2 separate regions of the Mus musculus genome follow, and region 2 is linked to region 1. The links are chromatin loops, found by intact Hi-C in ENCODE. Cell type or tissue: heart. All regions are shown on one strand. Each heading gives the region's core, and the rest is flanking DNA. Links, peaks and the distances in the headings are about the cores only.

Region 1 (11,334 bases), core at 3,663-6,162:
AGAAGAACTTGGCAGCTTTGGCCATGGAGCTCTGGCTTTGGAGTCTAGAATAGAAGGAACTACTGGGACAATAAGTGATACTGATTAGCTGGCACTAAGAAATTAGCAGTGATTACAAAGAGACCAGCATCACTGAGGTGAAATCTGGGAAGTTTTTTCTGAGAGCACAAAGAAATCATGTTCCAGAGATAACATCCTACTGGCAGTCAGACTGGGTAATGTGTAAGAACCACACAAGTGGTACTGGACTTGAAGGCATGAGGGGTCATGGGGAACAACTGAGGCTTGGCACTGTGAGGGGCCAGGAAAGGCCATTGGTGAAGGTACAGCCTCAGTGACAGTTGAAGGCCCAGGACTGAAGGGGTCATTCAAAGAAGTCAAGGTTTTGAACCATGAAGGAGGCCTATGAGAGGCTATTGATGAAAGTGCAATCTAGTTTCAGGGAAAGACACCAGTGTCTTGGGGATACCAGTGCCATGGATGACCAACAACAATAGCAGCAGCAGTCGAGTGGAGTCAACCAGAGCCTTGAGTGCCGTGGAGGCCTGAGCTGGAAAAGTGACCCAAGCACTTTGGAGGAGCCTGGAAGATCATGTGTGGATTCGGACATTGGAACAAGAAGCTATGAAACTGAAGTCGCTTTGGAGACCCCATGATGTTAGAGATGCCAGAACCATGGGATACTTGCTGAGGGAAGCTAATAGCACAGAGTGGATCCAGCCCAAGAGAAAGAATTATGTAGTAGTCAACAAACCTGAAAGGAGTTGGACATCAGAACAGAGTTTGGAGTTTTTCCAGCTGATTTTTGGTCTTGCTTTGGTCAGGTAGTTCCTCACTATGGCATTTTGGAATGGCAATGTATATCCTGTGATGGTGGAAACATGGTCTGCTTCTGGATTTTCATGTTATAGGGGATTAGTTAAGAGATTGCATGAGGGGCTGGTGAGATGGCTCAGTGGGTAAGAGCACCTGACTGCTCTTCCGAAGGTCCTGAGTTCAAATCCCAGCAACCACATGGTGGCTCACAACCATCCATAACGAGATCTGACTCCCTCTTCTGGAGTGTCTGAAGACAGCTACAGCATATTTATATATAATAAATAAATAAATAAATAAATAAATCTTTAAAAAAAAAGAAAGATTGCATGAATCTCAAAGGAGACTGTAAACTTTGAAATTTTAAACATTGAGATTGTGGTAGACTGTGGGATTTTTGAACTTGGAAAAAAATGCATTTTTGCATTATAATGGCTACAATCCTATGGTGGCCAGGGTGTGAAATGTGGTGGTTTGACTAGGTTTGGCCCTTGTCTTAGTTAGGGTTTTACTGCTGTGAACAGACACCATGGCCAAGGCAACTCTTATAAGGAAAACATTTAAATGGAGCTGGCTTACAGGTTCAGAGATTCAGTCCATTATCATCAAGGTGGGAACATGGCAGCATCCAAGCAGTCATAGTGCAGGAGGAGCTGAGAGTTCTATATTTTCATCTGAAGGCTGCTAGTAGAATACTGGCTTCCAGGCAGCTAGAATGAGGGTCTTAAAGCCCACACCCACAGTGACATGCCTACTCCAATAGGGCCAACCTACTCCAACAGGACTAGACCTTCTAATAGTGCCACTCCCTGGGCCAAGCATATACAAACCATAACATTCCATTCCCTGGCCCCCATAGGCTTGTTCAAACATATGAGTCCATTGGAGGCCATAACTAAACACAATATAATGCAAAATACAATTAGTCAACTTCTAGAGTCCCCATAATCTATAGCAGTGTCAACAATGTTAAAAGCCCAAAGCTTAAGGTCTCTTCTGAGAGTCATCCAATTACTTAACTGTAATCCCCAAAGAAAGACTTGAAACCAGCTGGGCAAACTCCAAACTCTGCATCTCCATGGCTGATGTCAAAGCTGTCTTCAGATCTCCAATTCATTTTTCATCTTTATTGACTGCGACAAACTTCTTTCTTCTGAGCTACTTCCACTCCCTGTTAGCAACTTTTCTCAGCATCTCCTGTATCAATGTGATGTAAAGAATGTGGCCCGGTTATTTCTGATTGGCTAAGAAAATGCTGAACAGTCAGTGATTAGTTCAGTGATTAGGCTGAACTTCCGATCCAAGCCAGGGACCTGAGAGAGAGGAGGAGGAGGAAGAAGAGGGCCACAGGTCAGGTGAAGAAGATGAACAGAGTCACCATGATGTCAGGCATGAGGCAGATTTGCCAAGGGAGTGCTCCTTGAGGACAGACAGACAGAGCAGAGAAAGCTAAGGTGAGACTAAATGCAAGTAACGTGTGTGTGGCTGGGAAACAGCTAAGACAGCATAGAGGGTTAGGAATATCTGCTCAGTTATTGTGCTTAAAGCTTGTGGAATAAGTCTATAGGGCTCTGTCTCAATTATTTCGGGAGATAGCTGAGTTAGAAAAAATCTCATCCTATAGACAAGGTTCTCTATGGGAAATCAATTCTTTTCTTTTCTTTCTTTCTTTCTTTCTTTTTTTTTTTTTTTTTAATTTTCTTTTATTTTCTCAAGACAGCTGTCGATCTGGCTGCTCTGGAATGTGCTCTGTAGACCAGGCTAGCCTTGAACTCAGAAATCTACCTGTCTCTTCCTCCCGGGTGCAGGATTAAAGGCTTGTGGCACCAATGCTCAGCTGGGAGATTCTTTACAAATGTCAGAAATCACAGACGAGTGGAAAATTGCCCTATCATTGTTGCGGGAAATATAAAATGAACGCCAAGCTTCCGCACTTCTCCCAGCTACTCTCAGCCCCAGCAGTCCCACCAGCCAGTTCTTAACTCCTGGAGACTCTCTGAGTCAGAGCTCCAAAATCTCTCCACCCAGCTTGCTAAGTTCCCACTGGCGGGTTGCTACTATACCAACCCTATGCTTCAAAACCCACACGGCCTTTGTGGTGCACATCTGGCAAACCCACGCTTTGCCTTCGTACCTTTCTCTTTTGAACCCAGACGAGCTGCCACAAGAAGGAAAATGCAACACAAACTTAGTTCAGAAAAAAAAAATTGTAACTCAATCACTGGGCACAGCAGCTAAAATCTTGTACGCCATATTAAATCTAAATCCTCCGGTTGCGAATCCTGACGGATCCGCCATTGAAACCAGGAGACACTAGTAATTACATCTTGTCCTCACACTATCCCTGTCGAAAAAGACCAAACTCTCCTGCTTCCTCTCTTCCTCCGTGCATCCTGGAAGTCGCCCCTACTTGCTCAGTGATTGACTCCTTTATTCATTAGGGGATTGATTCACAAGAAGCCTGAGTGTATGACTCACTCCTTGTCCGCAACCCCTCCCAGGAGAGCAGAATTAGCATCAAAATACAAACAGCACCAGCGCCATCTACAACAGGACACTGGCAGGGAAATCTCAGCATCCATCCAAGTCTACAGAGAAAGGCTGCAGGAAAGGATTTAACCAACGTTGGTGACTGGCAGAACCGTCGTTGACCTACGCGTCCCTTTCTCACAGGAAGCCCCTCTGTATCTGAGGTGCAGAGCTGCATGTGCTCAGGACTCAGCCATTTCCGGTGCAAGTGGAGAGGGGCCCTGTAAGTAAGACTCATTTGAAAATGCTCACCCGTCTCCAACCTGCATTCATATTGATTTGTGTTCCTCAGTATTCCTGAAAGGGGCCTTCAGTCAGCATCTTATATTTATTAGCCTAGTACAGTGAACTGAAATGTGTGCAATTGGAATTATGGGCCCTGACATTCTGTGGGGACAGAGCTTTTGCTGTTGTTTGTTTGTTTATACTGTAACCAATATTTTGAACGTCTTTACTAAACTTGACTTGTGAATGACTTGCTTCTCCTCCTTCCCCTCTAGGTCTAGGTCGGGCTGTCCTTCATGACCCAGGTCCATCTGTGGTTCAGACCTATGCTGCTCCCACGGACTCCCCCAGGCTGTATCTCAGATAAAGAGTTCTTTCTGACAGCTCCAGGGCTCTGAAGGTCAAGGATCAAGCCCCCACTGGAGGATGCTGGGCAGGTTGTGGTTTGAGTGAGAACGCCCCCCACAGGCTCATGTTAAAATGCTTAGTCACCAGGGAGTAGAACTCATTGAAAGGATTTGAAAGACAGGAGGTATGGCCTTGATGGTGAAAGTATATCACTGGGCATGGCTAGAGATTTTAAGAGCACATGTGTCTCTTTGTCTCTCCAGTATGGATGAGGATTTAACTCTCCCTCCCATGCCCGCTGCTGCCATGCTCTTGCCATGATAATGCACTAAACCCCTAAAAGTGTACGCAAGCCTCTAATTAAATGTTTCCTTTTATAAGCGTTGCCTTGGTCATGATGTCCCTTCACAGCAACAGAAGAGTGGCCCAGATAGCCCATGTTCTACCACCAGGTCACTCCCACAGCCCCTCACTAGGGGATTCTGGGCAGTGCTCTACAACTGAGCCGGTCCCCCACCCCTCATAGGGGGTTTCTATGCAGAAACTCTGACTCTGCTGCCTAATTAGGCAACTGCAGCTGTGCAGTTTCCCTGTTAGCTTTTATAATGTAATACAGTATGGGATCTCAATTTTAAAAAAAAATGTATCCACAGCAAGATCTGCTGGCCCTCTCCTTTAATCACAGCACTTGGGAGGCAGAGGCAGACAGATCTGTCAGTTCGAGGCCAGCCTGGACTACTGGGGGAGTTCCAGGACAGCCAGGGCTACACAGAGAAACCCTGCCTCGGAAAAACAAAACAACAACAAAAACAAAGAAGTATCCACAGTTGACTTTCATGGAATTTCAGAAATGAATAAACCGAAAAGCAACACAGAAGAGCGACCTACCAAAAGGAATCCCCTTAGTTAAAAAGGTTCACCGAAGCTTTGCCATTCCGGGGAATATAGTCCCCAGAGAGTGCAGCCACTGAGGAATTCTGGGAATTGTAGTTCCAACGCCAGTAGTGGTCAAGGTCGTTTCCGCTCCCGGGAGGGGAGGATGTTTGTGAGTGCTTCCTGTGAGGTGAAAACCTGGGCCATCGCTCTGCATTTCCTTTGCGCCTGTGCTCCTGATGTATCCCCTCAGTGACCGCATCTGCGGCCCAGGAACAAGCCCGGCATCCAGGTCCTCTCTCGCTGGGCTCTGCCTGAGGCGGGGCTGCCCTACACTGACACACCTCAGCCCCTTGCAGAGCCCCAGGAGAGGCTAGCTTCCCAGGGGAGCCTGGCAGGGGAGCTATGATGAGAGATGGCCCATGTCCTGAATCCTTAAGTGGTATGCAACTTTACTTTTTATGTGATTCCACCCCTATTTATTTATTTATTTATTTATTTAAATAAACAATATTTTTATTTTGTTAAAGTTATTAAATAAATGTATTTAATAATTAGAAGAAAGAGAGAGAGAGAGAGAGAGAAAGAAAGAAAGAAAGAAAGAAAGAAAGAAAGAAAGAAAGAAAGAAAGAAAGAAAGAAAAGAAGTCAAAAGACAACTTGTGGGAGTCAACTTAATGGTACCCAGAGACTCAAACTCAGCAGGTTAGACTCAGTGGCAGTTTCCTTTACCCGCTGAGCCATCTTGTAGGCTCAAACTCCCCATTCCTTGGAGAGGGTTTAGCGTTTTTTGTTATTGTTTTGTTTTGTTTTTTAATTGGTCATTATTTTCATGCCTGTGGGAAAAGAGACTTTGGACTTTGTGGCGGCTCTTGTAAATGAACAATGTTTACTAGTAATTAAGTCTTTTAGAGGGAGATACAAAAGAGGACTCTATCATTTCCATGTATGGAAACAATAATATGTAAGATAGCTGTCACAATTGATAGATCTTTCTGAGAGTGGTAGTCAGTCATGACACAGCACGCATCATAGAGTTCAGAGCTTAGTGAAGATTTGTTTTTCTGGAAAACCCATCACTACAGGCAGCCTTGTGAAGGTAAGAGTGCCCAGCACCCCCCACCCCACCCCCCACATGCACACACACAAGCTGCCAGAAATAGAAAATGTGGCCTTTTCTAACCCGCTGCGGTGAGCGAGGTGAGGCATGGGTGGCCCCTTAACTTTAACCCAGAGTCTTACACTACCAATTAGTGGGAAGTAGGCAGAAAAGCCTGGTCAGCGCGCACAGCCCTTGGGGCTGATGGAGAAGCTGAGGAAGCCATGTGGACCAACTGTCCTAGCAGTGTTCTCACGAAGCCCCTCTTCCCCCAGCTTGCTTCCCAGAGCCCTGCCTTGTCTCAAAGAGAAGAGAACAATGACCAAGTTACAGGTAAGTCGGGTTGCTTCCCCCATCCCCACAGTGCTAGGGATTGGAAACAGGACCCCTGCATGCTGGGCAAGTGCTCTGCAGCCACCGTAGCCTATTTGACAAGGTCCAGGCCACGGAAGGACCCTGTTCCCAAAACAAACAAAAACCCTAGACAGCACCTGAGGAAGGACACCAGAGGTTGGGCTGTAGCCTGTACATGCATGTGTACCCTTGTGTACATATGTACACTCACATGCATGCACACATGTGTACACACATGCACACAGAAAACTGGTCACTCTCATTTCCTGCATTGGACTTCCTGAGCATTCATATCCTGAACAACCAGGGAGCGTCTGGCTTCCGCACAGCTTCTGTGGTTGACCCAACTCAGATGATGGAGGAATGAAGAAAGGACAGACACACAGACACATGTACAGACAAGCTGGGATCGAATGAGCTGTGTGCTCTGATGGAGACTCCCCAGCAGCCCTGAAACTCAGCGCATTTATTAGACACCGCTGAGCACCCAGGAGCCATGATTCAGGAAACTGCAGCATGAATACAAATGCACGGGTATTTTACATGGAGTTCAGCCAAGCTCCCCAGCTACACAGTACCCTCAGCTCCAGGGACTACACGCTTGTTTTGTTAACAACAGTGGTGATTTTCACACGTAATTTGTAGTCACCAGGTATCCCTGATTCTCTGTATTCTGTCCTAAAATGTACACTTTTGAAAAATCTTCAGTATTTTTTAAAAAATCTTCAGTACTTTGGAAAATGATTAAAAATGGCAGTTTGTCTGAAACTTTCACTTACTTAATTAGATTTTTGTTTTAAATTTACTGTTTGTAAATGGACAGTACATTATAGTCAATATATGTTATATAAACTACATATATATAATATATATTTACATGGCTGAACACCATGTCATATATATAATATACACACATATATATATTTGTGTGTGTGTGTGTGTGTGTGTGTGTGTGTGTGTGTGTGTGTGTGTGTAATGCAACCTTTATGGAACACTGTGTGGCCATGAGTGTCAACATGCAGACAATGATGATAGTGTTGTTGGACATATATTGGCTGCTTAATGCATATGTGCATATCATACAGTGTTCTGGGTCCTTTCTGTGGTCTCATTTTATCCCTTCAGGGGCATTGGGAGAGGAAGGAATGTCAGTTGAGCAAATGCTTTTATAAGATCCAGCTAAGGCATTTTCTTAATTAGTCATCAATGTTGGAGGGCCCAACCCACTGTAGTTGGTGCCATCCCCAGGCTGATGGTCCTGGATTCTATAAGAAAGCAGGTTGAGCAAGCCAGTAAGCACCACCCCTCTATGGCATGTGCATTAGTTTCTGCCTCCAGGATCCAGCACTGCCTGAGTTCCCATCCTGACTTCCTGCAATAGTGAACAGGAATATGGAAGTGTAAGCCTAGCAAACTTCCCTGCCCAACTTGCCTTTTGGTCATGGTGTTTTGTCCCAGCAATAGAAGCCCTAAGACAACAGGCTCTGTGTAAGCAGTTGCTCAGGTCCTAGTGGCATTGGGAATGAATCTGAGGTGGCATGTGCTTGCCGTCACAGGAGATGGTGACCTTCAGGGATGTGGCTGTTGTCTTCAGCGAGGAGGAGCTGGGGCTGCTGGACGCTGCTCAGAGGAAGCTGTACCACGATGTGATGCTGGAGAACTTCAGGAACCTCCTGGCAGTGGGTGAGGACGGGGCCCTGTGTCCTTGGTGATGTCAGAGTTCACACCCGTGTGTCTGTTGCACGCCACTGCTTCCCTTTTAGGTTACTTATTTTGTATTTTATGTACACGTGAGTGTTTTGTCTGCGTGTGTGTCTGTGCCACATTCACTCATGATGCCCACAGAGGCCAGAAGAGGGCATTAAATCCCCTGGACCTGGACTTACAGATGGTTGTGAGCCAGCATGTGGGTGCTGCACACACACCCTGGGTCCTCTGGAAGGGCAGCCAGTGCTCTGTATGGCTGAGCCACATCTCTAGCCTCTACTTTATTTTTTGTTTTGTGGCAAGGTCTTGCTATATAGCCTAGGCTTGCCCAGAAATTTGATTCTCCTATCTAAGTTTCCTAAGCACTAGGGTAGCAGCTTTGTCGACTGTGTCTGACAAACTGCGTGCTCCTGGGGCCTTGCACTCCAACCCTGCTCATCTCTATTTCTTTTCCTGCTTCGATATGTGTGTCTCAGGTGTTGTCCTTTGCATCTCTCTGGCCACACAGTGCTCTTCCCTGGTGGAATTCCTGTCTCTGTCTCTCTGCCTCTCCCTCTCTATCTCTGTGTGTATGTGTGTTTTTGTCTGTCTGTCTCTCTCTGTCTCTCCGTATATATGTGTGTTTGTGTCTGTATGTATGTTTATGTCTGTCTGTCTCTCTGTCTTTGTCTGTCTGTGTCTGTCTCCCTCTCCCTGTCTCTCTTTATGTATATAGGTTTGTGTCTATCTGTCTGTCTCTGTCTGTCTCTCCCTCTCTCTGTCTCACTGTATATATGTGTGTTTGTGTCTGTCTGTCTCTCTGTCTTTGTCTGTCTCTCTCTCTCTCTTCCTCTGTCTTTCTGTGTATGAGTGTTTGTCTCTGTCTCTCTCTCTCTCTCACTCTCACTCTCTCTCTCTCTCTCTCTTCCCCACCCTTCCTCCCTCTCTGCATTTGTCTGCTGGGGAGCCCTCACAGACCCTGCTTTTCATGTGTCTCACCCTCACTCTCTCCATTCTGCACCTGCCTCCGCTGGTGTCTGAGCACCACCACACTTGTTACCACAGAGTTAGTGCTTCCTTCCCATTATCCTTCTGCACAGCTACACATAGGCTCTTCGAGTCAGGTGCTCAGCACGGGCTAAGGTAGCCTTGAGCCTTCACTCCCAGGCTCACCCCAAATTTCCCGCCATGGCCAAGTGTTGATTGTTCTTGGTTTTAGCTCTTTGTTCCTTAGAGCTTTCAGACATTCACCTTTGACACTGATCTCTAGTTAATATTTCCAGAAAGAAATGAGGACTGGCCAACTTTGATGTCCTCATCCTTGCTGATATCATCTTCTGTTCTCTATTCTTTCAGGATGCCAGAGTCCAAATAAGATGGCGCCTCTTGACACAACAGGAATAAGGTGCCTTCCATTGGGGCAGCTTCCATGTTGGCAAATGACCAGCCATGATGTCAACAAACTAGCCAGAGCTCCAGAAGATGGAATAAACACTCCAGGAAAGGGTCCTCACCTCCTGGAGCAGTGCCACTCCTCCTGCCACTGGGGAGCAGAGCAGCCTTCTCAGGCCCCCGAGGATGACGGCTGTCTGGAGAATCTCCCAAGCAATCATTCCAGCAGTAGTGACAATCAGGAATTTCTCTCTGGGAGGGCTCAGAGTTCTTGGAGTAAGGCACACTTTAGTGAGAGATGGAACCATGAGAAACACTGTCCTCAGACTCTGGTGAAAACGAAGTCTCAGCTGTTGGCTCCAGGTGTTAACATTCTGGGTTGCATTTCCCACCACGATCACAATATACTGCATAAAAGAGATAAAGTCCCCAGCAGCGGTGACTGTGATCAAGTCATTTTTCCCATGACGCTCCTCACCCAGCATTGTGTTTATAGAGAACAGAAGGCCTACCAGTGCAGCAGGGGCCAAGAAGTCTTCAGTGACAGCCCTAGTCTGGAACTTCATCAACAGACCCTCTTAGGAAAGAAGTCCCCTGTGCATAGTACTCACAAGGACACCAGGCATAGCCCCAGTGTCCCCATTCAACCAAGTGTTCATCCAGGAAGAAAGCGCTACTGGTGTCATGAGTGTGGCAAAGGTTTCCGTCAGAGCTCAGCACTTCAGACTCACCAGAGAGTGCACACAGGGGAGAAGCCCTACAGGTGCGACAGCTGTGGGAAGGGCTTCAGCCGCAGCTCGGATCTCAACATCCACCGCCGAGTGCACACTGGAGAGAAACCTTACAAGTGTGAGGTGTGTGGGAAGGGCTTCACACAGTGGGCACACCTCCAGGCCCACGAGAGAATTCACACAGGAGAGAAGCCATATAAGTGTGGAGACTGTGGCAAGCGCTTCAGCTGTAGCTCGAACCTCCACACCCACCAGAGAGTCCACACTGAGGAGAAACCTTATGAGTGTAATGAGTGTGGGAAGCGCTTCAGCTTAAGTGGCAACCTAGACATCCATCAGCGGGTCCACACAGGAGAGAAGCCATATAAATGTGAAGAGTGTGGGAAGGGTTTCAGTTCAGCCTCAAGCTTCCAAAGCCACCAGAGGGTCCATACCGGAGAGAAGCCATTTCACTGCAGTGTCTGTGGGAAGAACTTCAGTCGGAGCTCACATTTTCTAGATCACCAAAGAATTCACACTGGGGAAAAACCGTATAGATGTGAAGTGTGTGGGAAGCGCTTCCCCTGGAGCTTGAGCCTTCATAGTCACCAGAGTGTGCACACAGGAAAGAAACCGTATAAATGTGGGGAGTGTGGGAAAGGCTTCAGTCATGCCTCCAGTCTGCAGGCCCATCACAGTGTCCACACCGGTGAAAAACCATTCAAATGCAATGTTTGCCAGAAGCAGTTCAGCAAGACCTCAAACCTCCAGGCCCACCAGAGGGTTCACACAGGGGAGAAGCCCTACAAATGCGACACGTGTGGGAAAGCCTTCAGCCAGAAGTCCAGTCTCCAAGTCCATCAGAGAATTCACACTGGGGAGAAGCCGTTCAAGTGTGAGGAGTGTGGGAAGGAATTCAGATGGAGCGTGGGGCTGAGTTCTCACCAGAGGGTCCACACAGGAGAGAAACCCTACACGTGTCAGCAGTGTGGGAAAGGTTTCAGTCAGGCCTCATATTTCCATATGCACCAGAGGGTCCACACTATATAGAGACCTTAAATCGGCCATATTTGCTGTAGGGGCTATAGTCAGAGATCACATCTTGTCTTCCACCAGAGAATCCACACTGCATGGAATCTTTAGTTTCTGCTGTCAGGTGGGCTCTTGGCTGATGATTGTTAAAAGTATCCCCAACACGCAGAGTCTTCAGGAGACTTCATAGGAGCTTTATTTTGGTATTTTTGCCCTCAACTTATTCTCCTACTGTACTCATTATGCAAAGGGAAGAGAGTATTTTAGAATG
Region 2 (11,334 bases), core at 5,149-7,648, 160 kb before region 1:
TTGTCATGCACCAGAGAACTCACACTGGGGAGAAGCCGTATCAGTGCAAGCAGTGCGGGAAATCCTTCAGTCAGAGCTACGTCCTCGTCGTTCATCAGAGGACGCACACTGGGGAAAAGCCCTACGAGTGCGGCCAGTGTGGGAAGACGTTCAGGCAGAGCTCCTGCTTTACTCAGCATCAGAGGACTCACACTGGAGAGAAGCCCTACGAGTGTAATCAGTGTGGGAAGACGTTCAGCCTAAGTGCCCGGCTTATCGTCCACCAGCGAACTCACACTGGGGAAAAGCCCTACAAGTGCGGCCAGTGTGGGAAAGCCTTTATTAGCAGTTCGAAGCGCAGTAGGCACCAGGCTACTCACAGTGAGGACGCCTGTAAGTCCTGACCAGTTGAGAGTCAGAGCTGATGTTGACTCCTGGACTGATCCAATCCTCTCAAGTTATGTGGGAAGGAATGCATTTGGCAGGAAGTGACAGTGTGAGAAGAATGCACATAGACCCTTTCCTTACCCCCATGTCGACGAAAGAAAGGAGTAAAGCCTTCAGTTTGGCAGATGTGGATAAGAGGTCTCCGGAGAAGAAAAACTGTTACACACGGGCTGGGGTGTGTTCTTGAATGACTGTGCAGGCGTCATCCCTAAGCCAAGCTCAGAAGGCCACTTCCTGACTGGCAGAAGTTGTTTCCCAAAGCACTTCGTACAGAGAAGGCAGAAGCTAGACTTAGAAAAACTGAATGTTAGATCAAATACTGCAAGTTTAGTGCAGAAGCCCTCTAGTTTGAGTTCTGGCCTGGTCTTTGAGAGCACAGCTTCTCTGTTGCAAAGCTGACACTCTGTAAATTTAGTTCAGGAGGTATGTGTTCTAAAATGCTCTTACTTAGGAAAGTAACTGCTGGCCATCAGCTTTGCTGTCCTGCCTCTGGCTCTTTTCCTTCATGCTACTAGGTGGCTGAGCCACGACCTCCCACCTCATCTCCCCATCAGAGTCTTCAGACCTACTCACTGCAGGCAGACGGGTCACTTAATCCCTCATTTATGCAGGCTTAACCAATCAGCTTCCAGTCATAGCCAAACGTAAGCTCACTTGGGAGTATCTTACTGCTCTTGAAAGAGCTGCTTTTCTATCTCAAAGCTTTGCTTGCTCTTCTGCTGTCCTCACTAGTCATTCCGTGCCATCAGGAGACAACATAGGAGCCACTGCCGCAGAGTGACGGGTGGCCATTGAGTTGTCAGGGCCCGAGTCCTCTAAACTAAGCTCATTCTCAGCCAAGGAATGGACTCCCTTGCCCTCAAAGCCCCCTACAGTGTTCCTGTGGATGCTGGCCATGAGCTGCCTGTTTCAGGAAATCCACAAGCAGGGTCAAGCTTGGACCAGCATGGAGGTAAGCCCATGCTAAAACCCCATCACTAGTGAGTGAAGCTAGAGGACCATTCAAGACCAGCCTGTGCTACATAGCAAGACTGTCTTGAAAGAAAGAGAAAGAAAAGAAAAGAAAGGAAACAAGCTTGTCTTATGTGTGCTCACACACACATATTAAATGCTGGTTCTTTTCCCTGAATAAAGAAAGCACTGATTTCTGAATCTCAGAGAACCTAAATCTAAAACCAATGGCCTTTCCTAAAAAAGACTTAAGTGAACAGTTGACTGGTGGGTGTGTTGTGGTGACTCATCTTAGACCTTCCACTGGATCACGGTATTTGACCGTGTCAGTCTGCATAGTTGCCCTGATTGGTAGTTTGTTATCTGTTTTGTACACTTCTGTTACAAGTGAAGATTTTCTACAACTAAGGCAAACGACCAGTTGAAATGAACTACAGGAACCTGAGAAAATGTTTATGTATAGCCTGAAGTTGAAAAGGGATAATAATCTATTTATTGATACTGTTGTTTATGTTGTTATCTCTCAGAGATGCATGTTGTGCTATAACATGGTACAAGGAATAAAAGTTTATCAGAAGCAAAAAAAGAAACAGATGTCCCACTTGTTTGATCTTTTAAAGAATGGCCCACTAGATGCCCTGTGGGGCTCGGTGATTTCCACTAAGCTGAGCCTGGGCTAGTCCCTCCCCTGGGGATAGAGTGTAGAGGATCCCGAAAGGGAAAGTGTTTCATTAGCAAGGAGAACTAACAGCAGAAAACATCTGAGGCCTGGGGTTCTGTGGACAAGAGAGGAAGTTGCTCCTTCACTCCCAAAGCAGTGTGAAGGAGTGCCTGCTTCCTGCTCCCCTCCCATGGCCTCCTCTGGTGTCCTCAAATAGAGTTTTCAGAGTGAGCATGGTGTTTTGGCGAGGTGCTGTCATAAGTATAAGAATGAGGGCTAGGAAGGTGGCCCAGTGGGTAAGAGCACTTGCTGCTCTTGCTGGATTCAGTTCCCAGCAAGGAACTGGTGGCTCACAACCATAACTGCAGTTCTAGGGGATACAGCACTCTTCTGACGACCTTGGGCATCAAGTACACATGTACATAGACTTACATGCAAGCAAAGCACTCATACATACACACAAAAAATTAAAAATCCAGGAATAAATTCTTCAGGCAAGCTTTGCAGCTATCTTTTGAGGTGGTCCATTCCCTTTTTATTTATGGTGGAGGAGTACACATGCTGTTGTACATCTATGGAGTTAATAGGGCAACTTAATGGGAATTGGTTCTCTGATTGATTCATTTGTATACACTCTGAGAAATTCCCAGATTCCAAATTTCATGCAACTGCCAAGACTATCTGTAGTTGGCAAAATCACACCCCTGCTAGAGCATGAGGCAAATCATAGTCAGCTGCTATGGACAATATGAAGTAGCGCCATATCCCACACCTGGGATTAAAGTGAAAACATATTCCCATATTTCTGTGTTCAAAGAAGCCATAATGCTCACTACAGCATTTTGTAGCCCTGTATAGCCCTGACTGTCCTATAACTCACTCTGTTGATCAGACTGGCCTTGATAGCCTTGAAGATCCACCTGCCTCTATCTCTGTCTTCCAATTGCTAGGATTAAAGGCCGGAACTACCACACATGGCCTAATTTTTTTAAAGGCATACTCATCCTACATGTATAAGTGTTTTGCTCACAGGTATGTTTGCATCATGCATATGCCTGGTACCCATGTAAGTCAGAAGAGAGTATCATATACCCTCAGACAATCACAGATCATTGTGATCCACCCCTTGTGAGGGCTAGGAATTGAGTCCAGGTCCTCTGCAAAAGCAAGTGTGCCTAAGTAGACCAGGATGCAAGATCTGCCTTCTGCCTTCTGAGTGTTGGGATTAAAGGCTTGTTACCACCCTGCTAGAACGATCATTCTTTAAAGGAGACTGAAAATTGAGATGAAGGGCCAGGGAAGATTCCTTTGAAACAATTTCAAAACCTTGAAATCAGAGTTCTGATCTGTAATTTGTCTGGCTTTACATTCATTTGTATGAACATGGTTTCTGCAAGACATAGTCTACCTAGTGAAAACCATGCCCTGTAACTTAGACGTGAATTCCCCGAAGTAGGGGAAAGAAGCTGAGAGTACTACCTGCTAAAGGTACGAGATGACTCTAGAGAAGTGGTTCTCAACCTGTGAGTCGTGACCTCCATCAGGGGAGGGGAGTTACCTCTGACTATTGGAAAACACATTTATGACTCATAATAGTGAAGTTATAAAGTAGCAATGAAAATGGTTTACCCCAATCTATTTTTCTAACTGCTGGCCTGGCTATGTCCCCAGTAGTATACCACAAATACTTGCTGTTTCTCCTGACCATGTGCTCATGATCCATCTCCTTTCCTTCTCACCCCTCCTCCCCATCCCACCCGTGTCCACTCTTTATCTCTCCTTTGCAACCTCCAACCAGGTAACTGAGAATCCACCTACCTCTCATCCCTCCAGTAGTTGGCTGTGCCATTTCTATTTAACCAATAGTTTTAAATTAGGGAACAAGGCTTGCACAACAAAAGCTGGTAAACGTGAGGACTCACTCATAAGCAACCAGACCTTCAGGTACAGAATTTAGTATTACAATTCATAGCAACAGACCAAACCTCAACAGTTGGGAGGTCACCAGAAAAAGAACATGAGGGGTTGTATTAGAAAAGTTGAGAACCACTGCCTTAAAGAGCCCTCTGACAGAATTTAGTATACCTGGCAGTGAGGGACATTCTGAACTGGGCTGTGTCCAGAAGCAGGATCATTCTGAATTCAGATAAGAAAACAGCAAAGGTTCTCCACACTTTGACTTTGTTGAAGGCTTGAAAGTCTGGGATAAAATAGACTTTGCTGCCCACCCCACTAATTTATAGATACAAAACCAGCGTTAGAAAGAAGAACTTATGTTGGGTTGGTTTGTCTGGGTTTTGGTCATTCTTTGATTCAGAATCTCCCTGTAGCCATGGGTGGTTTGGAACTCACCATGTAGATCAGGTTGGATTTGAACTCACAGAGGTCTGCCTGACTCAGCCTTCCAAGTGCTGGGCTTAAAAGTGTGTACCCCGCCGGGTGGTGGTGGCACACACCTTTAATCCCAGCACTTGGGAAGCAGAAGCAGGCAGATTTCTGAGTTCGAGGCCAGCCTGATCTACAGAGTGAGTTCCAGGACAGCCAAGGCTATACAGAGAAACCCTGTCTCGAGAAAAAAAAAAAAAAAAAGTGTGTGTGCCCCCCAACATCTGCTTAAGTGTATGAATTTCAGTGGTCACTTGAAATCTTGAAGGAACCATGCTGGTATAAATTAATATGAAGTGGAAATGGCTACAAGTTAGACCTCTGAATACGTCAAGGTTTGGTTGAGCAAAGGAAATTGTTTAGTAAATGCTGAAAATGGTTGTTTGGCAGTGGAATTGATGAAAGTTTAAAGACTTTGGAGGATCTAAGTGACTGTGGGTATATGCCCATGTGCATCTGGTTTTGGCTATTTAGCCTTGTTAAATGTATAAATAACCCATATGTCTTGCCACAGTTACTAGGTAATAGTTGATGGGTCCCAAGAGTTATACTATAAAATAGATTACTGATTAAGCAAATGGTTGAGTAATTTCTATCATTTGCTAAATAGCTTTATTTTGAACTGGTGAGATGGCTCAGCAGCTAAGGATGTTTGCTTTCAGTCCTGACCATCTGATTTTGATCCCCATGACCCACATGGTGGGAGAGAAAGAACTGACTTTTGCAAGCTGCCCTCTGTCTTCCACATACATGCAAATTCATACACATAAATCCTTTTTGAAAATCCAAACTTAGGTTGTTGATGGGCTCACTCTGCTGTTAAAAGCACGCACCACTTTTGTAGAGGACCCGGCACCCACGTCAGTTGGCTAACGGGTTTGTAAAGTCAAGTTATGGGGGAGGGAGGTGGGAAACAGACGTCCTCTTCTAGTTTTCTTGGGCACTACACGCAATGGTGCATATACATGTGCCCAAGCACACATGTGCACACACGCACACATACATTAAATATTTAAAATTATTAATTCAGTTCCTTTGTACTTGATTTACCTTTTTCTGCATTCCTGCTTCCATGCTTTTTATAGAATTGCTTCTTGAACTGGGTGGGGATTAGTTACGTTGAGTTTGTCCTAGTGTCACGTTTGAAAAGCTTTTCTTTTCCAAGATTTTTATAAAGACAGTGGAGGTTGGAGAGCTGAAGGTGAATAGTGATAATCAGCAGAATTAAATAAGGGGAATCCCATCCCATAATCAGCCTCCAAACCCTGACACCATTGCATAAACTAGCAAGATTTTGCTGAAAGGACCCTAATATAGCTGTCTCTTGTGAGACTATGCCGGGGCCTAGCAAACACAGAAGTGGATGCTCACAATCAGCTATTGGATGGATCACAGGGCTCCCAATGGAGGAGCTAGAGAAAGTAGCCAAGGAGCTAAAGGGATCTGCAACCCTATAGGTGGAACAACATTATGAACTACCCAGTACCCCGGAGCTCTTGACTCTAGCTGCATATGTATCAAAAGATGGCCTAGTCGGCCATCACTGGAAAGAGAGGCCCATTGGACATGCAAACTTTATATGCCCCAGTACAGGGGAACTCCAGGGCCAAAAAGGGGGAGTGGGTGAGTAGGGGAGTGGGGGGAGGGGGACTTTTGGGATAGCATTGGAAATGTAAATGAGGAAAATGCCTAATAAAAAATATAAAAAATAATAATAATAATAATAAGGGGAATCCCTAAACTCAGGACTATGCAAATGATCTGGAAGGGAGGTCCGCTGGGGTTAAGGCAGGCCCTGCAGATCCCGTGAACTGTAGACCCAAGCAGTCCCTGACGTGCTCTGGGGAAAGCGCTGTTTATCCCAATCTTCCACAGAAAGCAGGGAAAGCATCGTGGTTCGAAGATTTTTGGCTTAGGGTATGCCAAGGACTTTCAAAAGTCTGAAGTCCGGTTTCCTTACTCCATGGCACTTCCGCTCGGGGAAGGCAAGGACTCTGAAAATTCTGGGAAATGTAGTTCATGACCCTCCCATCCCCGGGATGATAAGATAACTTCCGCTGCAGGTGGGGGGGGGGGGCTGAGAGGCCATCCTTCCGGTTGGGAAATGTAGTTTGGGAATCCTCAGTGTGCAAGATCCTCTGCAGGAGACTGCAGGAGACTGTTCTCCCCGCAACCTTCGGGAATTCTGGGAAGTGTAGTCCTGGCTGCCTATGCGGGAAGAGTCACTTCCGCCCCAGGTGTGTGAGGCCTTGTTCCGTTCCTTTCAGAAAGGTGAGCCCTCCCCTTTACTGACCCCTCCCGAGTGTGAGCGATCCTTTTCAGGTTGCCCTGGGTGATAGCCACCAGGCTTGTATCCTGGGTAAGGAAGTCTGCCTCGGAAAGGTAGAACGTGAACTTACTTTGGAAGAGCATGCCCGAGTGTGCTGCGATTGCACACACTGACTCAGGCCTGGCCCGGGGCTGTCAGTCACCTGGATGGAGGGTCTCCTGGGCGATGGGCACCCCCAGCCGCCTCCCTAGCTCTGGTCACGATGCCATCTCCCAGCAGTGGAGTTCAGACTCTCCATCTCTGCCTCCATGCTTTCCACCACGCCTTGGTACCTATCCAAGAGTGATCTAGAGTTTCCTGCAAGGCTCAAAACTGCTGACGCGCGGTAGGAAATGGGACATTTACTATCGGTGCTTTCCAATTTCAGAGAAGCTGGACGCTTTAGTGACCCACGGATGGTCTCAGAGCTCCTGCTGTAGGGTCTCTGGACCCAGCCTGTCCCCATTATCAAAGTCCTTAATGACTTGTTTTGTTTTTGTTGAGACAATCGTTCCCAGCTTTGTGTGCAGTGTCCACTGTGCCTTACGGGGGCCGGGAGAGGTGTTAGCTGAAGTCCGGTTTCTCCGAGCAAGTTGTCTTCTTAATCCTTTATATAAAAAGTGCTGCAGGGGAAAGAGGCATCAGAGAACGTGGTAGTGGTGCAGTCGTTTGAATGAGAAATGACCCCGTAGGGTCCAACCTTTGGATGCCAGGTCCACAGTTTAGAGGGCGGGGTGCTGTTTCTGGAGGTTTGGCTGGTGTGGCCTTGCTGGAGAAATACGTCATGGGGCGGGGTCAGCCTCCAAGGTGTTTGCTCGCTATGCTTGAGTTTCAGAAGGGAGCTCTCAGCTTCTTGCTCCTGTTGACAAGTCTGCCACCTGCCATGCTGTCCCTACTATTATGGAACTGAAAGCCAAAATAAACGCTTTCTTCCACACCTTATTCATGGTGTTTGATCACAGCAACAAAAAGTAACTAATACACAGGGGTAGACCTTAGCATCCTTCTGTCAATCTGTCTGTTCTGAGGAGTGAGGCTCTCTTTACTCATTAGCAGATCCACTTATGAAGTTACCCTAATATTTTTTAATTAATTCTGGACGGGATAGAGAAATGCTTGGACATAAAGAATAAGTATGAAATATAAACATTTAAAACTAAATGCTGTACGGGTTCTATCCAAATTAATAAATATAACTCTTAAAAGAGCTTTATTGGATGTGGAGTCATCATTATTTTTATCACTTCTATTTAAGGAAAAAAATAAAATTTGTTTTTTAGAACATAGGTTAAAAATTTACTGATTGTACCAAAAAATATAAAATTATTATCATTATATCCTGTGTTCCTAGGTAATTATATTTCTTTATAGTCTACTTATTTTCTTAATCGTATACGCTACAGTTACTTCTACAATCATATTTGCAGATAACACTACAGAATCATTTTTTACAATCGTATTTGCACTAGCCATACTGAAATGGCTCAGCCTGCAAAGGCACTTGCCACCAAGCCTGACGTCCTGAATTTGATCCTTAGGACTCATATGGTGGAAGAAGAGAATTGTTGTAGATACACACACCCACAAATAAATAGATTTAAAAAAAAAAAAAAAACAGTGGAATTGGGAATGGAGAGGTGATTAACAATCAGCATTGTTTCTGCTTGCAGAGGCCCCAGGTTCGAGTCCCAGAACCCACAGGTGACTCGTAGCTACCTGTAACTCCAGTTCCCAGGGAGCTAGACAAGCAGGCAGATACTTAAAAGTAAATAAAAATTAATATATATAGTGCACTGTTGAAGTCCTCAACCTGTATATTAAAACAAAACAAACAAACAAACAAAACAAACAACAACAACAAAACCCAAACATGTGCCTGGCCCTAGGTTCAATCCCCAGTCCTGTGTGAAAGAAAAAGCATAAAATGTATATCTTTCTTAGGTAGAGATTTTATTATCTATAGCAGAGCACATACACCACCACCACCACCCCCAAAAAAAAAGACTTCTGGATTTCACAAGCAGTATTAAAATGGTGATAGTAAACATGCCGGGGGCCCTAGAAACGGCTCCAGGTAAAGGAGCCTGCTGCCAAGCCTGCTGCCCCGAGTTCAATCCCCAAGACCCACGTGGTGAAAGGAGGGAACCACCTCCCATACACATGCTGTATGTATGTGTGTAAGTGTGTATGTGGCCAGGTAGTAAGTAAATACAATTTAACTTTAGCTGAGTGGTAGTAGCACACACCTTTAATCCCAGCACTCAGGAGGCAGAGGCAGGTGGATCTCTGACTTCAAGGCCAGCCTGGTCTACAGGGAAAGTTTCAGGACAGCCAGGGCTACACAGAGAAACCCTGTCTTGAAAAAAAACAGAACAAAAAACTTCTTTCAGTTTTAACAAACTAAAACACTGTGAAAAGTAAGACATGTTTGTTGCAATGCAAGATCAACAGCTAAGCAGAAACAGAAATTCTGGAGCTAGAGTAAGAAGTTAAGAGATAAAATGAGGGCTGGACAGACGGCTCAGAGGTTAAGGAGCACTGACTGCTCTTCCGAAGGTCCTGAGTTCAATTCCCGGCAACCACATGGTGGCTCACAGCCATCCATAATGAAATCTGACACCCTCTTCTGGAGTGTCTGAAGACAGCTACAGTGTACTTACATATAATAAATAAATCTTTAAAAAAAGAGAGAGAGAGATAAAATGAAGGAAATAGTAAAAATAAATAAATAATAGATTCCCTTAGTGAAGCAGTCAAGAAATGAGAGAAATAAAGTCAGGGAGGACAAATGGAACAGGAATACAGTGGTGGCCTGGACCCCATCCACATCAGCAGTTACTGGATGCAACTGTTAGGATAATACTCTGATAAACAGCAGCCTAAAAGAGAAAAAGATGTATTTCAACTTAGAGTTCCAGGTTATAGTCCATCATTGTGGGGAAGTCAGGAACTTGAAGCAGCTGATCCATCACACACAGAATCAAGAGCAGAGAGAAATGTATGCCTGCATGCATGCATGCTTGCTTGCTTGCTTGCTTGTGTTCAGCTTAGTTTCTCTACATTTGTCCAGTTCAGAACCCCTTGCCTAGGGAGCGGTGCCTCTTACAGTGGCCTGGGTCTTCCCATATCAAGTAGTTAAGACAATTCCACATAGATAATGCCCATGTACTAAGACAGATGATTCATTGTTGAGATTATGTTTCCAGGTGATTCTAGTTGATAATTAAAGCCATCTATCACACTAATAAATCAAATACATAGGTTAAAAAGATTACAGGTTGGCACTAGTCGTGGTGGCATACACCTTTTATTTCCAGTACTTGGAATAGGCAGGCAGATCTCTGAATTACAAACCAGCTTGGTCTACATGGTGAGTTCTAGGCCAGCCATAGTGAGACTTTGTCTCAAAACTAAACAAAATAAAAACCAACCAACCAATATATCAGTATATATTGTATATTGTATTATATATGTGCATGTGTGTGTGTCTGTATTGCACACTCTGAAACCCGTTCACTCTTAACATGAGGCATCTATCTGCACACATGTGCTCCACTATGTCTTCCTGACAGTTCTCCATGACAGAGCTCAAATACAGCTTCTCTGCTCATAAGTCATTTGTATCCCCGTATTTCGTTATAGACAAAGAGAAGAACCAACACAAAGGCGGAACACAGAGTGGTTTTGTTAGTATAAGGCACAGGAGACTCCAAGACTGTTGTCACCTGTGGCTGCCATTGCACAGTTTGCCCTGTTAGACATGACAATCCCAAAAGCATAATCACAGAACATCACATGAAGGACAACGGACAGGCCAGAGGGATCTCAGCACTGTTCTCAGTGAACAGCGCACGAGTGCACTGAAAACAGTGCGGATACCATGGCCGTAACAATGCTGTTAACCACTAGATCCCATTCACACTTCTAGAACCTACCAAGAAACTACCAACTTTACATCTTCTTCAGGTTCATTGTTTGTGCTGGGCCAAATTTGCTGGTGTCTCTGATGCTGATCTCAGACCTGTCTCCCATTCAAGCTGCACATCTTAGGGCACAGGAACTGTACAGAGTTCCCATCATGCCTCTTGCCTGGTGCAGGGATGGGCAGAGAAAAATTAGCATCACCTGTTTGTCATGGGTGTGCCCTTCAACTCAAATATATTCAACCTCTTTGAAAATGGGTGTGACTGAAGCCCCCCTCTTGTCCCTGTCCCTGGGCAGTCTTGGTGGGATGCTAGAGAATGTAGCCTTTTTAGAAAGTAGAAAAGGTGATGTGTATGGATTTGTAATGACTAACCTAAATACATACACTGTTAAGAGACAAAGGCTGGTGTGTGCACTGTTAACTTGAGTGGTGACAAGCGTGGTTTTTATCAGTTGCTAACACGTTTGATGTTTATTATACACTATCTCTAACACTTTGTGCACATGCCCTGGTTCCTTCTTCCAAATCAGACTCGGTATTTTTGTGTGCATATTTGTGTAATGCATGCATATGTATTTTGGGGACAAAAACCCATGTAAGTGCAGCGACAGGAGCAAGAGGAGAACATCAGATGTCCTGCTCTATCACTGCTTAATTCTCTTGAGACAGTCTCTCACT

The links. Peaks named below come from ENCODE experiments on the same cell type or tissue, not always from the same donor. Only the 100,000 strongest peaks of a DNase experiment are listed, where the experiment ranks them.
Region 2: a loop joins it to region 1, with 2.0 times the contacts of the local background. A loop is called at or near these places in 6 of 42 quality-filtered maps.

The regions. Positions count from the first base shown.
Region 1 is chr7:24,265,449-24,276,782 of GRCm38, forward strand. It overlaps Zfp93 (zinc finger protein 93), which reads left to right and starts at 4,970. Exons shown (of 4, transcript NM_009567.4): 1 at 4,970-5,233; 2 at 6,165-6,222; 3 at 7,800-7,926; 4 at 9,286-11,334. The coding sequence starts at 6,208. The coding sequence ends at 11,081. In heart, for the core only: no CTCF peak of the experiment used is centred there; a DNase peak (open chromatin) is centred at 5,013; H3K4me3 peaks cover 1,070 bases; H3K27ac peaks cover 1,060 bases.
Region 2 is chr7:24,105,743-24,117,076 of GRCm38, forward strand. Zfp112 (zinc finger protein 112) reads left to right here and starts at 6,578. Exons shown (of 5, transcript NM_021307.2): 1 at 6,578-6,694. It overlaps Zfp180 (zinc finger protein 180), which reads left to right. Exons shown (of 5, transcript NM_001045486.2): 5 at 1-1,967. The coding sequence ends at 383. In heart, for the core only: no CTCF peak of the experiment used is centred there; DNase peaks (open chromatin) are centred at 6,559, 6,989 and 7,399; H3K4me3 peaks cover 1,552 bases; H3K27ac peaks cover 1,449 bases.